2 separate regions of the Homo sapiens genome follow, and region 1 is linked to region 2. The links are chromatin loops, found by intact Hi-C in ENCODE. Cell type or tissue: B cell. All regions are shown on one strand. Links, peaks and the distances in the headings refer to the core of each region. The heading gives the core; the rest is flanking DNA. Region 1 overlaps GORASP1 (golgi reassembly stacking protein 1). Region 2 holds the start of LOC105377035 (a long non-coding RNA gene).

What was found. Hi-C counts contacts between places; a loop is a spot of excess contacts. Peaks named below come from ENCODE experiments on the same cell type or tissue, not always from the same donor. Only the 100,000 strongest peaks of a DNase experiment are listed, where the experiment ranks them.
Region 1: it touches region 2 in a loop (8-fold over the local background); 49 of 110 quality-filtered maps call a loop at or near these places.

What each region holds. Positions count from the first base shown.
Region 1 is chr3:39,098,976-39,102,975 of GRCh38, forward strand. GORASP1 (golgi reassembly stacking protein 1) reads right to left here. Exons shown (of 9, transcript NM_031899.4): 3 at 3,703-3,906; 4 at 2,041-2,127; 5 at 1,772-1,902; 6 at 1,330-1,528; 7 at 378-528. Among named protein-coding and RNA genes, the nearest start is that of GORASP1, 6.7 kb to the right of the region's middle. In B cell, for the core only: a CTCF peak has its summit at 2,291 (motif pointing right); a DNase peak (open chromatin) is centred at 2,336; H3K27ac peaks cover 1,169 bases.
Region 2 is chr3:39,173,986-39,186,369 of GRCh38, forward strand. It overlaps XIRP1 (xin actin binding repeat containing 1), which reads right to left. Exons shown (of 2, transcript NM_194293.4): 2 at 9,230-12,384. The coding sequence ends at 9,929. It overlaps LOC105377035 (a long non-coding RNA gene), which reads left to right and starts at 3,764. Exons shown (of 2, transcript XR_940740.3): 1 at 3,764-3,943; 2 at 7,227-7,536. It overlaps LOC101928263 (a long non-coding RNA gene), which reads left to right. Exons shown (of 3, transcript XR_245209.4): 3 at 1-266. RefSeq lists a silencer at 6,903-7,312. In B cell, for the core only: no CTCF peak of the experiment used is centred there; a DNase peak (open chromatin) is centred at 7,036; H3K4me3 peaks cover 962 bases; H3K27ac peaks cover 341 bases.

The sequences.
Region 1 (4,000 bases), core at 1-4,000, 80 kb before region 2:
CATCTGGCCCAGCCTGTGAGACTGTAATCTCCTCAGCCCCTGGTGATACCCCTCACCCAACCTCAAAGAGGTTCCCACACTGCCTGTTTCTGAGGAAAGAAAGGGGCCTGGAGTTGGTCATCATGTGAATAGCACAGTGGCAGTAGGCATAGACTCTGCTCTGTGTCCAATTTGCTGTGTGACCTGAAGGAGGCTACCTCTCTTCTCTGGACTACAGACTCCCCATCTGTATACTAGATTGGATGATATGCAACTATTAAATATCTTGGTATACATGAGATATGAGGGGTCAGCAAGGCCTGGGGAAAGTTTTGACATAGCTGCCAAAGTCCAGCCCCAAGCCTGGGGCCCACTCCTCTCCAGGGCCTGCCCAGTACCTGGGTCCATAACTCGCTGCACTGGAGGTGGGGGCTGAAGAGGAGTCTCCATGAAATGGGGAAGTCCATCAGGGTCTGGAGCACTGTGGCTGGGACTCCCAGGCCCAGGAAGGGGATCCTCCATGGAGGAGCCAGGTGCCTGCAGCAGGGCCTAGGAAAGAAGAAGAAATGGGTAGGGGACAATCAGGACAGTGCCTCAAGGTGAAGAATTTTGCAGTCCAACCTAACCACCAGTCCCCACTTGTCCCAGGAACACTGCTCTGCCTAAAGGAAGGAAATGGCCTTAATAAACCACCCCTTCTTCTATTGGTGATAGGAAGTCAGGCCTGAGGGGCCTGGCCTGGCCTCCCTGCAGTGTTGGCACTGAGAGGGAGCACTCTTTGCACTCAGACAAGGAATCCCAGGTGCCCACCTGGCCCCAACACATTCCCTTTGCCCCATCAATGACTCATTAGAAGAGAGGGGCTTCCTTGAATTCAGGCATACCTGGAGAACATCCTTGAATACTCCCTGGCCTAGACCCAAGGCACCAGCCCAGTGCCCAAAGGTGCTCTCAGAGGACCCACTCATCAGCTGTGAAGGCAGGGCCAGCACTTCCCTGCAGACTTGGCTAGACAACCATCCCAACTGTGGCTCTGAAGGCCTAGCCCTTTGTCCAGTTTTGCCACAACTCACAGGCACAGCAAGCACCCATCTCTGAGCCTCAGTTTCCCACTCATGAAATGAAGATGACAACTGGTGCTTCACCTCCACCCTCACTTCTAGACCCAAGGGGCAGGAAAGCCAAAAGTGAGTTTCACTGCTCCAGGCATGGCCTGCCTGCTCCCACTGGGTCCCAGAAGTACATGGGCCTCTCAGATCACAAAGGCCCCTGGTGAGGGTTGCTGATGGCTCCCCAAGGGCAGCCTCTAGAGTTTTCTGTCTTCCCAGTTGGCAGATTCTCCCCACATACCTCCATGTAGTCACTCTGCCTGGAACCTGTCTCCAGGGAAGGAGAGTCCTCGGGGGTGGGTCCAGGTGGTAGAGCATCAGGTGGTGGGGCACCAAGTGGTAGAGCAGAAGGTGGTGGGGTGCCAGGTGGCTTCTTGTGGTAGCTGGGGGGCTGAGTTGGGATCCGGTGTAGATACCCATAGCCAATGCCACATCCCAGACTGCCGAAGGCCAGAAACATTCAATCCAGGGGCTTGTCCCACGGCCCTCCCTACCTTTGCTATCCCCACCTACTACCAGCAATAAGGGGGCTGAAAAGGGTACTTCTGAAATACCGGTCAGCCTCAGGATCCCTGGGCCCAGGGCCCAACCCTCCTCCATCTCCACCATAGAACTCTGAGGTCCATGCCCAATGGTCAGGCCCCACCCACCTGGCCCTGCAGCCCTCCAACCCCACGAAGTACCTGCCCTCTCCACCCCAGGCTGCGTTGGGAGTTACAGTCACCTCCCGGCAGGAGTCTGACTTGGAGTTATACACCATCAGCTTCAAGGGCTTCCCCTCATGAGACTCGATGAGCGTAAAGAAGTCCTCGGACTGTGAGAAACGCATAGCACCTGAGGCCTGCTTCCAGGGCTAAAGCCTCAACAAAACCAGACACTTCTCATGGACAGCACCCTTCTCTTCACACCACATCCAGAGGGTCTGGGGAGGGGCAAATTGCGGGTTCCTCACCTCCTGGAGAATCTGGTCCGAACCAACCACATAGTCTGTGTAGGGGCGCAGGCCGGCAAGGGCAGCAGGTGAAGATGGTTCCACATCCTGGGGAAAGAACCGCAAACCACTGGCCATGCTACTAGAGGTGGGGTTGGGGGATGGGAAAGGGCAGGGGGAACTGCCTCTTGAGGTAGTGAGTGGGACACTTGTCCTCTATCCCTAAGCAGGGCTTCAAGCCCATACTCCCTCATTTCACCCCTCCATTCCCCTATCTCCCCCAGGTCTACAGCCTGTCCAGCAGAGGGCAGTACCATGATAAGGCTCAGCACCAGGCTCTGGAATCTGACCCCGGGCTCAACCCCTGGCTCCAGCTGCCCAGCTATATGACTATAAACACATTATTGAACCTCTCCTAGCCTCAGTTTCCCCACAATTAAAAGTAAGATACACAGTACCTAATGATAGGGTTGCTGAGAAAAATAAATAAATATATGAAAAGAAGAAAAGCACACCTTGGCTACAGGAGCACCCACTACATTGCTGCTTCTGCTGCAGGCATGTGGCTAAAGACTCCTAGGGGTTGGAGGTGAGGGCAATGAGCAAAACTGGGTACAAATAAGGATTCCCTTCTCCCTTGGAAAGTTCCACCACTCCCAATCTCCCAGTCTCCCTGGGAAATGCAAAGCAATTTGCATCATCAGTCCCCTTTCCCTCATGGGCAGATTAAGGCAGGCTGTGAAAGTTGAGAAACTTGGCCAGGCTCTCCCAAGAAGTCAGTGAGAAAAATAAGTGGCTAGAAAACAAATCAGCCAACTTCTAGTTCAGAGCACCCTCCTTCCACCAGGCTACAGGACTGAGCATTCAAGAACTTAGATACCATCAATGGGCACAGGTGTTGGGTGTGCATGTGTGTCTGTGGACAGACTAACATCTATGACAGCTTGGTCACTGAGGTTAAGATATCGATTAATCATATAAGAATATACCAGAAAAAACAGTATATTTACAGTCACATTGCTTAATGACAGGGATATATTCTGAGAAATGCATTGTTAGTTGACTTCATTGTTGTGCAAACATCATAGAACTTAACCTACACATAGCCTACTAGACACCTGGAGTATATGCTATGGCCTGTTGCTCCTAGGCTACAAACCTGCACAGCATGTTACTATACTGAGTACTGTAGGCAACTGTAACACAATTAAGTATCTGTGTGTCTAAACATTCAGGCATAGAACAGGTACAGTAAAAATATGGTATTATAATCTTATGGGATCACTATTGTATATGCAGTCCGTGGTTGACTGAAACGTTGTCATGCAACACACACACGGAGAGACACAGAGAATAATAAAAGCAGCAGCATTCCAGCAGTCCAACCACCATTCCAGTAGATGATATTTCTACCTTTCAAATTAAGTAACCTAGGTATAGAAGGTAAGAAAGTACCCAAAGTCATGGCTAACAGGAAGCAAGATACACTGTTCAGGTAGTAATGAGCTGCCCTCTCTGGGACACTGGAATGAGACCACATCCTGCCCTCAGTCTTCCCTGGCCACTGCTCCAAGGCTCCCACTCCACTCCTGCATGTACCCCCTCACACCCCGCCCACACCCAGACCTGCCCCAGTAAACTCATCCTTCCGACACACCCTGCCCTGCCATACCCCACACTCACCAGCACATGCCACACCTGCTCACTGGCCCTGCGGAAGCTGCAGAAGCGCACACTGGCACCCAGTAGGCCCTGGCCGCCCCACATGTTGCTGGGCACCACCTCCACCTCGCGCACCCTCATGGTCTTCATATTGAACACCTCCAGCTTCACGGGCTTCTCCACATTGGCTTTCAGTAGTGCCTTCAGGGTGTCATTCTCCTTGTTCTGTGGGGGCAATGGGGCTGACTCCAAGGCCACCTCATGCCCAGGCTAGGACCCTCAGACAAGTCTGGGCCTGAGATGGGGCAAGGGCCTTAGT
Region 2 (12,384 bases), core at 5,285-9,284:
CTGTCACTGATGGGCATTTAGGTTGATTCCACGTTTTTGCTATTGTGAATAGTGCTGCAATGAACATAGGCATGCATATGTCTTTATGATAGAATGATTTATATTCTTTTGGATATATACCCAGTAATGGGATTGGTGGGTTGAATGGTACCTCTGTTTTTATGTCTTTGAGGAATTGGCACACCGCTTTCCACAATGGCAGAAGTAATTTACACTCCCACCAACAGTGTTAAGCATTCCCTTTTCTCCGCAACCTCACCAGCATCTGTTATTTTTTGATCTTTTAATAATCACCATTCTGACTGGCGTGAGATGGTATCTCATTGTGGTTTTGGTTTGCATTTCTTTAATGATCAGTGCTATTGAGGTTTTTTTAATATACTTGTTGGCCACATGTTTGTCTTCTTTTGAAAAATGCCTGTTCATGTCCTTTGCCCACTTTTTGATGGGGATGTTTGTTTTTTTCCAAGCCTGTCTTTCAACTGATTAAAAAAAACTGTGGGCCGGGCGCGGTGGCTCACGCCTGTAATCCTAGCAATTTGGGAGGCCGAGGCGGGCGGATCACGAGGTCAGGAGATCGAGACCATCCTGGCTAACACGGTGAAACCCTGTCTCTACTAAAAATACAAAAAATTAGCTGGGCATGGTGGTGGGCACCTGTAGTCCCAGCTACTAGGGAGGGTGAGGCAGGAGAATGGCGTGAACCCAGGAGGCAGAGCTTGCAGTAGCCGAGATCACGCCACTGCACTCCAGCCTGGGTGACAGAGACTCCGTCTCAAAAAAAATAAAAATAAAAATAAAAATTTTTAAAAAGAGTTTTTGTTGCTTTCCAGAAATATGCTATGTACATTATTTACAGACACACACACCCTCATCCTACTAGACCTCTCTGGAGTCTTCATCTCAGCCCTGCCTCCCTTCCCCTTCCTAGACACACTTGCTTCCCTTGGCCTCAGGCACAGCTCTCTGTTCTCCTGTCTTACTGACTGCTCCTTTGGCGGTTCCTTTCCTGGCTCTATTTTATCTCTCAATCTCTAAATATTGGAGGGCCCCAGGACAGTGAACTGGGTCCACTTTTCTATCTGCCTCACTTCCTAAGAGATCCCTTCTCCAGCCTTATGGCTTTGCGGATCACCTTCACTGCTGGCTCCTGCGTCCCTGGCCTCCATGCGCCACTCCAGACCCGCTTGCAATCCTTCTCCTCCCTGCTCTGGGCTGGGGACTGACCCATATGTGCTGCATCCATGGGCTCTCTTGCTCTCTGGCTTCCCACAGCCTTTGGAGGAGGGGTGGAGAGTGAGGTCAGGATATTTGTTCTCCCTGTAGGGTTGCCATGGACTGGCTGCATTTTTCCACCAAAGGCCTCAGCTCCTGTCAGTTGGCAACATACAAACTTGTCTATTAAAAGATAAATCCCAGGCTGGTGTGGTGACTCACACCTGTAATCCCAGCACTTTGGGAGGCCAAGGCGGGTGGATCACCTGAGGTCAGGAGTTCGAGACCAGCCTAGCCAACATGGTGAAATGCTGTCTCTACTAAAAATACAAAAGTTAGCCAGGTGTGGTGGCGCACACCTGTAATCCCAGCTACTCGGGAGGCTGAGGCAGGAGAATCACTTGAACCTGGGAGGCGGAGGTTGCAGTGAGCCAAGATTGTGCCACTGCACCCCCCCAGCCTGGGTGACAGAGCAAGACTCCATCTCAAAAAAAAAAAAAAAAAAAAAAAAAGATAAATCCCCTTCCTTGGATGAAATCACATGAGTTTAGATGTTGTCTTCTCCACTCAGCTATCTTTTAGCTATCTTTGTCCCCAGGTTCCAGCAACTCCCTCTTCTCACTCCTTCAGAACTATGGATGGTTAAGGCCCCACTGTTACTAGCCCTGGGGGCCTACACTGCCCTCCTGGTTTCTCTACATCCTGCTACTCTTTTCTAAAGGCTCCTTTTATTAAACCCTCCTCAAATTTCCCAATTCCAGGGTGCCAGCTGTCTCTCCCTAGGACCCTCTCTGCTACAAATTCCAAACAGCTCTCATGTTTCCATCACTCCTGAATTCCCAACCCATGTGAGTTCAGACTGATTCTTCACCCCGGTCCCCCAAAATCTTGCTCCTCCCACCAGCTTCCCTCTCCTGATGAAAGATAACTCCATGCTTATAGTTACACACTCCTCTTTCTCTCATACTTACATCTGGGGCTATCAGCAAATCCTATCAGCTCTACTATCAGAATGTACCCGGAAGCAGATCACTGCGTGACATCTCCTACCACCCTGGTCCAGCCCTGCTGTATCTCCCATGGTTGCAGCAGCCTCCTTCCTGGGCTCTCAGATTCTACCCTTGCCCCTCTGTAGTAGTCTCCACTCAGCAGCCAGAGGGATCCTTTAAAACCTAAGTCGAGTCATGTCACTTCTTTGTGCAAGACCCTCCAATGGCTATGAAAGCCAAAATCCTCACAAAAGCCTAGGAAGTCCTACCTGACCCTCCTCCTCCTCTCTTTCACTACTGTTCCTCCTACCACTGTGACCCTGCCCGCTCCTCTTCAGCTTTGCTGGCCTCCTGGCTGGTCTTTATGTCCAAGTAAAATCCTGGGCACAGGCTAGGCCCTACACCGGGCAGATAGGTGACATTCTCTCCCATCATTCTGGTCTCTGCTCCCAAGTCAACTTGTCCCAGAGGCCTTCCCTGACCACCCAATCTAACATAGCACAACCCTGACATTTTCTGTACCCCTTGCTCTGAGTGAGTCTCCTCCAAAGCACTTATCACCACTTGATGCATTTTATTGGTTTTCCCCCATCCCCATAAGCTGTTTTGTCCTCTGTTTTATTGCCAGTATCTGCAATGTGCCGTGCACTTTGTAGGTGCTCAAAACATGTCTGTTGAATGAATATATACCTTTAAGAAATGACCAGACCAGGTGTGGTGACTCACGCCTGTAATCCCAGCACTTTGGGAGGCTGAGGGGGGTGGATCTCTTGAGCCCAGGAGTTTAAGACCTGCTTGGGCAACATAGTGAGACCCCCATCTCTACAAAAAATTGAAAAATATTATCCAGCCATGGTGGCGTGCACCGGTGGTCCCAGCTACTTGGCAGGCTGAGGTGGGAGGATCACTTAAGTGAGCCATGACTGCACCACTGCACTGCAGCCCAGGAGACAGAATAAGACCCTGTCACACACATACACAAAAAAGACCGTAATGGGGAACACAGAGCTGGCTCATAAACAGCTGCCTCATTCTTTTTCACAGCACATAGTATTCCAGAGTACGGATGTACCATGGCATTTTTTAGACTAGTTTCCTATGATGGACATCTAGGTGGGTTCTAACCTTCAGTATTTCAAATGATGCTGCTGAAAACTCTCTTAAGCATTTATCCTTGTATTTCTCAGTAGGATAAGTTCCTAGATGTGCGATTGTTAGGTCAAAAGGTATGCTCATTTAAAATTCTGATCATATTTCCAAGTTGTTCTCCAAACTGGCAGACCCGGCCAGTTCTCTCTCCCTGACAACAGTGGATAAACACTGCTGTTTCCCCATCTGCTCCAACACCATGCAGTATCAGACTTTTTGATCTTGGTCAATAAGGATCGGTATTTCTGTGTTCAGTCGGCATTTCTCTAATATGGTAGTGAAGCCTAGTTTCCTTTGGAACTTTTCCAGGGGTCACACCGGCCAAGGCCTGATTGGAGACGCCTGGGACCCTGCCGATCTAGCGGGGGCGGGGGGGGGAGGGGGCGGAGGGGGGAGGGGGCGGGGCCCTTCCCGCCTCCCGCCTCCCGCCCCTGGCCGCGACAGCACCCACAACTCCGATCACTGCTCCTTCTTTTTCTGCGCTTTCCTTTCTCCCCCACAAGCTTCTGATTCTTGGAACCAGGCTCGGTGACCTCACGCGAGTGACTTCATATCCGGGACTTTCTGGGAATTCTCAGCAGCACTTTTTCGTAAGAAACGTAACTGGGGAGGCGCGGGGTGGGAAGGGGGTGGGAAGGGGGTGGTGGGCGGAGCTTTTGAGGAAGAAGAGAGAGAACAGCTCAGGGCCAGCTTCCTTTTTCCGATTAGGTCGGGTGGAGCTGGCAGGGCGGGCGGGCGAGCTGCAGCCAGCGAGACCCGAGTACCGCCCCCTTGGCCCGCAGCAGGGCACCCCCGTGCCTGCCTTCCGGGACGCAGGTGGGGGTTGGGGACACGGACCTCAGTCCTCATAGCTCCTGATTTGGGACCAGGGAGTGGTTCCTGAGGGTTCCCAGGCAAAGCCTCTGCTAGAGTTTTCTTCGGAAGTTAGCTGGGCATCTAACTAGGCAGCTCTGCCACAGGCTGGGGGGAAGGACAGCATAACCAAAACCAGAACCCCATTATGATTTTTGTGGGCCCTAAGTACCTTTGCCTTAATGGGCTCCTTTTCCATAAAAAAATATTTAAAAGTATATTTTACGACTGTGGTGGTATAAAGCCGAATATGTTAATGTTATATATTCAAACAATTTCTTCGGCCTGAAAGTTTGTTTTTCCCTTCTGATAGTAAAATGAGTTAAACATTTTCATGAGCTTCTAAAAGGATTGTGGACCCTAGGCAGTGTTGCCCCCTGTGCCGGATGGGTGAGTTGGCCCTGGGTAAAATCAGAGCGATGTGACACAGCCTGGAAAGAACATGAAAGGACCTAGAGGATAGAATTCTCCCCTCCTGGAGGAGGCCATAAACACAGGAACAGCTGCACAGGAAGGGCCTTGAATGACCTAAGAAGTGTGGATTTTAAGGCGACAGAGGTGGTGAGAAACTGCTGCAAGGCTGGATTGGAGGACTGATGGTTTGGGGGTGGCACTGGTGGTGGGGAGAGAAATGAGGAGGCTGTTGCTATGGTAGTCACATGTTGGAGCTCACAAATCAATGTGGAAATGAAGCAGGGGGCAAGGGGAAGACATACTTGGGAAGCCGAAGCCCACTGATATGAGGCAGTAATGCAGAGAGAAGCCTGGGCTATCTTCTCTGGCTTGGGTGAATGGCAGATGCTGCTACCCCTCTTGGAAAATAGGAAGACGGGAGGAGAACGTGTATGTGCACCAGGACTTTGGGAAGATCAAATGGAAGGTCTTTCACAAATAACAAAGCAAGGAGACTTCGAGTAACTTCACAGGCTTGTGGGCAGCTTCAGGGCCACCTCTTGCCCAGACCCTGCAAGTTGGGACACTTTCCTGCTCACTATGGCCTGGAGGACAAAACCACCTCACTTGGACATTTCCAGAATAAAGAATGGGGAAAAGCAGACTAGGTTTTCAATACCCTTTCAGTAGAAAACTGCCCCATAAACTCATTGGCTACCTACTTCTTAATCCCCAATAACTGTTTTTATGTGCGCATCCCCACCCCCATAATAGGCTTGACTCCCACCCTCCAATACAAACACTGGGCTTTCTCCAGAGCAGATCAGGCCAAAAGCAAGGGCTGGGACAGGAAATACACTTACAGGGAGAAGAGCTGGGTCTGAATGACTCCTTGAAAGATAATCCTTCATGTATTCACTCTAAAACACGAATCTAGCACTTACTATGTGTTCTGGTACCATTCTAGCACTGGGGATGCAATAAAAATCAAATAAGACGTGGTTCTTCATGGAGATGCTACTTCAGTGGGGGGAAGACTGACTGTGGAGATGTCACTTTCCAAAGATGTATGCATGTTCTAGAATTTTGCCTCTTCCCTACCAAAAGGTGATGTCCAATACCCCCTTCCTTTCAATCTGGGCAGACTTGTGACTCACTTGTAACCAACGGCATGTTGGTTACAGATGTGATTTTTCATGACTTCTGAGACTAGATCATAAGAGGTGATATAGCTTCTGCCTTGTTAGATGGGACATGTCTTTGGAGCTACAACTTAGGAAGTTCGACAACCCAGAGATTGCCATGTTGTGAGGAAGCCCAGGCCACATGGAAAGGCCACACATGTGTGTTCTGGTTGACATCCCTGCTGATGTCCCAAACATTGTGGCACAGAAACAAGCCATGCCCACTGTGCTCTGTCCAAATTCCTGTTTGGGGTGGTTTGCTATGCAGAAATACTATCTAGAACACTAAGAAACAAGTGAATAAGTGAGCAAGATAATTTCATATTGTGAGAGGGAAATATGGGAAAACATAAAACAGCATGAAAATAAGGGCCTCTTTAGATGGGGGAAGGGGGGAGGACTGATCAGGAAAGGCCTTTCTGGAGAGACATTGGAACTGAGACCTGAGTGAGAAGGAGCTCAACCGCTAACCCTCTGGGAGAAGAGACTTTCAGCCAGAGGGTTCATCAAGTACAAAGGTCTGGAGGCAGAAATCAGCTTGGTATGTTCTGAGAAGAGCAAGAAAGACAGTGTGACTAGGGTGATGTGGGTGAGGAGGAGAGTGGGGCCAACGAAGGTGGAGAAGAAGGCAGAGAGGCAAGTCATTCTGGTCCTACAGGTCACTGAGAGGAGTTTGGATTTAAGACTGAGTGAGCTGGGGAGCCGGTGGAGGGTATTATGCAGGAGTGACTGGATCTGGTCAATTCTTAGTAAGAGTTCTGGCTGCCTGGTGGAGGACAGAGCGTAAGGACACACAGGGCAAAGGGAGGAGGACCATTGGGGAGGCTATGGCAGTGCCTAATCCCCCAGGGAAGGGAGGATGGACGGTGGCCTGAGACATGGTGATGGCGGTGAAGATGGGGACTGGTGGACAAATTCCGGACACAGAGGCAATGACAGAGAGCACCAGGGAGGGAGGAGGCGCCCAGTCCTGCAGGTCCCGGGCAGGATCTAGACGTGGGTGAGGACAGGAACCCTGTATCCGTCTGGAATCCGAAGGGAGCCTCAGCGAGAGGGCTGGCCAGGACGGCGCGTCCTGGCGCCCGGCGTCTGCAGTGCAGAGCCAGTCCCTGGCTGCACGCCTGCCGGGCGTCTCCCAGCAACAGCCGCCGCCGCCCGAACGTTCTGAACTCGGCGGCCCCTTAGTCCTCATCGTCACCTTGGCGACGGCCGGTGGGAACACGCCCTGCGGGCTCCGGGGGCGGGGTCTGGTCGCCACGCGCTCCGCCTCCCGCGGGGTGCGCCTTCAGCCCCGCCCGCCCCCGCCCCTCCTCGGCGGCACGCGTGGCCGCAGGTGTGCAGGGCACCGGGAGGGGCCTCGCCGAGAAGCCGCTTCTCTCCTCTGTGCACGCCGCCGCCGGCGCGCACCACCGGCCCAGTCACCTCTCCCCACTCTTCCCCCTAGGCCGCCACCTCCAACCAATCGGACTGGCTCTTCTGTCATTCGGGTCACCTCCGCTGAGATGCCTTCCCTGACCACCCAAGTTGAAGGAACTGCTAACCTTTTCTCTTGGACTTTGTTTTTTATTTCCTTCACAGTATTTCTCCCCTCTAAAATTATCTTGTCTGCTTCTACCTATATTGCCTTCCCTCTTGAAACCTAAGTTCCATAAACTGAGGCACAAATTCTGCCTTGTTCATCTCTGTTCTCAGCACTCTGAACAGAACCTGGCATGAATGAGGTGCTCAATAAAAGTTACTTGGATGAATCGGCAGATTTACTCAATCATTTCATTCTTTATGCATTCATTTATTTGACATTTATGGAGTGCCCTCTAGGCACTTGTGGTAAAGACGTACCAAGATGAATGAGACAGTGACCCCCCTGGAGGTAAGAAAGAAGATATATATTTTTTTAAAATTACAATAATACTAAAAGTGAGTGTCTTGGAGTTCCAGATGCCAGGCATAGCTTCAAGCACTTTATACTGCCTAGTGTTCCATTATTGGAACGCTAAGCATGTGGGAGTTATTTATGCGACTGCTCAAGGTCATTGCCAAGGTCTGATTACAAAAATTCAAAAAATTGCGACCTCAGGCATAAATGGGTTAATTCACTTAATCTTCACAATAGTAGGTAATATAGCTGTGCCCACTTTACAGATGAGAACATTGAGGAGAACCGTCATGCTATATAGGCCACTGGGCCCTGTAATCAAGTGAGATCCCACAGAAGGCAGGGGATCAACAAGATTCATGTACCAGGCTCAAGCAGGTGGATTTGGTACCTTGATTATTCTTGACACAGCACAGTCTCCCACAGGGCACAGGCTCCTTCCAGATCAGAGCTGTGTTGTCCCAAGGGAACCCTACCCATATTGGCTGAGCAGGCAATGAGGGGCCTGTGAGGGTTGTGGAAGATTGGGCCCTGGGCTAGGGGTAGGCTAGGGGCCTGTCTCTTCCATTGAAGCAAAGTGTGGGTGACTTTCCACATAAACTTGGTGTGAGGCAAACCTAGTTTCAAAAGCCTGGGTATCCAGGAAACCCAGGAACTAAATTTATTCCACCTCGGGGTCTTTGCAAGTGCTGTTCCCTCTACCTAGCATGGTTCCTCCCTCAATTTTCACATAGTTGCTCTTTGTCATTTAGATCTCAGCTGAGGTGTTTTTTTCTTAGAGAGCCCTGCCTTGGCCACTCCGTCTAAGGCAGTCACCTGCCATTGTCATATGACCATATTTTAAGACTCTTATCCCAAAGTGGGAGAGTGGCCTAGTCAGATGCGTCACCCTATTCCTGATCTAATTTTTCTTATTTATTGTCTCTCTGTCTCCTCATTCTAAAAAGTTCCCTGAAAGCGGGACCCCATTGGACCTCACCTCTGTGTCCCCACTGCCTAGAACAGGCCTGGAATACAGAAGATGCTTAGTGATTTTTGAAAGACAGCATGAAAAGGGCCCTTCACCAAAACAACCTGACTTTCCAGGCCAGGATCTGAGCACTTCATTTCTCAGGAACCACTGCTTGGCACACAACACCTGGGCTGAACAGGCAGAAGTGATCCAGCCATCTTGGGCACAGGAATTCTCCTGGCGTGAGTTCCTCCTGCTTCCCAGTCCTGACTGGGCTGCTCTCCAGCTCTGGGGCAGGATTCTAAGAACCCCTCCAGGATGGTATTCAAGAACATCCAGGAGGCGAGGTCGAGATAGAGAGGGCAGCACTGTGTGTGTGTGTGTGTGTGTGTGTGTGTGTGTGTGTGTGTGTGTGATGGGGATAGGGGCAAGGAGAATAGAAGTGTGGGCAGGGCATTTCTGGTTGCCAGCCAAGATGGTGGAGAAGGGGTGGCTTTTAGAGCCTTCCCACACTGCTGTTGCTAGGAAGACGAGGCACCTGGAGGTTGTGGCTGTTTTCTCCCCCTGCAGTAGGAACACATACTGGAACAGATGTACACACAGTCAGACATGCACAGAGTAGAGAATAAAACTTGGATTTATTCAGACCGTATGCTTCCCATTTGGGGTGCAGAGTGGGGGACAGTCATGGGGACAGAGAAAGGCAGTGCATTTGGCTTCTAGGGACATGCTGATTGCTGACTCTTTGGGTGACCTTTGGGCCACCAGATGACCAGCTGAATGATGGAGATGGTGATGAAGGGGCTGGCGGCCAGGTCCTTCTGGAGACCTCACAGTGATTCCAAACAGAGACCAACGCTGTGTCCAGTTGGCTCTGTTCCTCTCCAGGGATTAAGGAGCAGATGGCTGGGAACACTCAGACTAATTAAAGAAATAAAAACTCTGGGTAGAGGGACACTCTGGGGGGCTCCAATTCAGGCAGTGGTGTGCAAATTCACACATGTCGATGCGTGGGCCAGGCCTGTGTGAAAAACATGTGTGTGTCTGTATATATTACATCCTCCACAAGCAGCTGGGAGCCCCCATCCTACCCCCACGCCTGTGCAACTCTGTGGGCCTCTTCCAGACCTTTCTTTTTCCATTTGGAAGAACTGGGCCTATTGAAAGAACTGCGAAAGGGAAATGGCCCACAGTAATCCTCTGAAGATGCCATTTCCTCTTGGTCCTTGCTCCAGTGTACAGGAGGCAGGTACCCACTTCAGTCCTGGGGCAGTGGAGGCCAGGAACAGGTGGCAGGTGTGGTGGGAGGCGGTGGGCCTCACTGGGCAGCTGGCTGGGAGTAGCTGCAGGACACCTGCACCGTCTCAGCTTCTGTCAGGTCACTGCTGAACCCAGCTGGGCTGTGCAGGAACTGCCTCAGCAAGGGGGAGGCGTGGAGCCCGAGGTGGGAGCCTGGGTTCCTGGGTGGCTCTGCCTGCTCGGTGACTGTGGTGGAAGACATGAGGACTGTGTTCCCAAACTGGTCCACCTCCTCATACTGTTCAGTCACGGTTCTCATGGCTCCATAGTGTTGTGAGCTCCCTGGCCCCGTCTGTAGCTCCAGAACACTCTTTTGCCACCCTCTGGGCAGGGGACTGGCTGAGGGAGGGGCAGGTTCAGGTTGCACAGAGCACTGGGTGATGTCCTTCTTCCCAGTTTTGTCTTGGACACCTTTCTGGTGGAGCAGGGCCTGGCCTATGTCCTGAGCCAGTTGTGTGCTTTTCACTGAGACATCAGGGTTGCCCTTAAAGCTGGGAGTCTCTAGAGGCTTCCTTGTGGCCGACTGGATGGAGATAAATGTTGGGGAGGAGGGAGAATCTCGGCTGGAAGGTAAAACCCGAGGAGGGCACAAATACTCTCTTGATGTCTCCTGCCTCCTGGTGGAAGGGGCAGTTGAGGCTGTGTGACCTCTGGCCTCTGTGTGATTTCTGATCTTGACTTGACTCTGGGCCTCAGTGTGGCATTCAACCTTGGCTTGGTTCTTGACTGCAGTTTGACCTCCGACCTCCTGGCCTGAGCCACTGGGCCTGGCGCTACTGCTGACTGTGACACTGATCTTGTGGGCACTGTGGTCTTTTGGAGGTCCCTGGAAATGGCCTCTGGCACTGGCCTCAGGCTGGAGGCTAGACATGGAGCTGAGTGCCTTGTGCACAGCCTCTTCAATGTCCAGCAGCCTTGCCAAGGTCTGTTCCTTCAGTTGAGCAACTTCCGTGCTGACCCGTGTCAGCTCCCCAAAGGCCTGCTCCACTGAGGCCTCGGGCTTTTGGTGGGCAGCAGGAGCCTGAGGAGCAGCCCCTCCCAGCTGGGGCACGGCCTCAAAGAGCCTCCGCAGGGCCTGCACGTCCACACTGCTTGCGGCCTCCTTCTCCAGGGCTTGCACCTGGTTCAGGAGGCCCTGGAGCTCTTTCTGGTTTCTTTGCAGACTGTCAGGGCTCTCAGGGGCCCCTTGGTGGGAACCTTCCATGGGCTGCTCTCCTGAGGGGCCGGGGCCCCACTGTGGTGAGGTGGGATCATGGTTGAGGGCATTGAGCTTGGGGGGCTCAGAGCTCTGGGCATTGCTGCCTGTAGCCTGATTCTTGGTGGGCCTGGGGGCCGTGGTGCTGAGGCCATGTTGTAAGCTGGGCTGGCTATGTCCACTGGGACATCTGGCCAGAGGTATGTGGCCCTGGTCTACAGTAGTGGGAACCTTGGCTGGCTGAGGGATGGCTGTATCTCTCTCACCTCGTTGGTGTTCTCTTTGCCCCACCTCCGAGGAAAAGCTGGGAGATAGAGGCAAGGGCTTGGGCAGCCTCTGAGGAGGGTGGCTCTGGGTTAGGTGTGCAGGTTTAGGGGGCAGCTGCGGCTTCTTCTTTGGGGGCATGGTGGGGTCCAGTTTTGGGGTCTTTGTCTGTGACCCTCCAGGGGTTCTCTGGCCAGCAGGGCTGCTGTGGGAGTGAAGAAGGGGGTCCTTCAGGGGCTCAGAGGCTTGCTGGATGGAGTCCTCAGCACGGTGGGCTCCAGCTGGAAAGTCAGGTCCTGTCACAGCAGCTGGGAGAGTAGGAGGAGGAGGAACAAAGGCATTATGGGGGTGCGGGCTGGCACCTGCAGCTTGGGGCCCAGAGGCCAGAATGTGGCGGCCTAGAGGGGCAGTCTTCAGGGTGGTCTCTGCAGCTTGGAGGCCCCCTGGGCAGACTTCTGCCATCGCCTTCCCTGGTGGCCCCCAGGCCATCTGTGTGCAGCCCCCAGGCTCCTCCCGCCCTGGCCCAGTACTCTGACCTGGGCCTCCCTGGAGTGGGCGGGGAGCCTGGACTGAGAGGGCAGTCTCCCTGTGCCTTGACTGGGGTTCCCTCTGAGAAAGCTGGACACCCCCAGGTGGGTCAAAGGTCCTCACGGGATGAGCGGTGTAGATGCCATCCTGAATTGTCACCCACCCCCCAGGCAGCCCTCTGGGTAGTGCTTGCTCTTCCCTACTGACCTTTCTGGGGGCTGCTGGGATCCGGGGATCACTTCCACCCCCAGGCCTTATGTTGCTTTGGGTAGCCCCAGCTTTCCGAAGACCGTCCTGGATGGGGTTGGAAGTGGCTGTTGGGGTGGGGCCCTGCTTGTGCTTGTTCAGAACTTGCTGGTGCAGGCTCTGGGCTTCAGCTGTTGCCATCCGCAGACTCTGCATGGCGGCCAGGAGGTCTGGGGCCCCAGGCCCCGGAGGGGTAGTCGTGGCTCCTTCTGACTTTCCCAAGACTGCCATCCCTTTCTGTC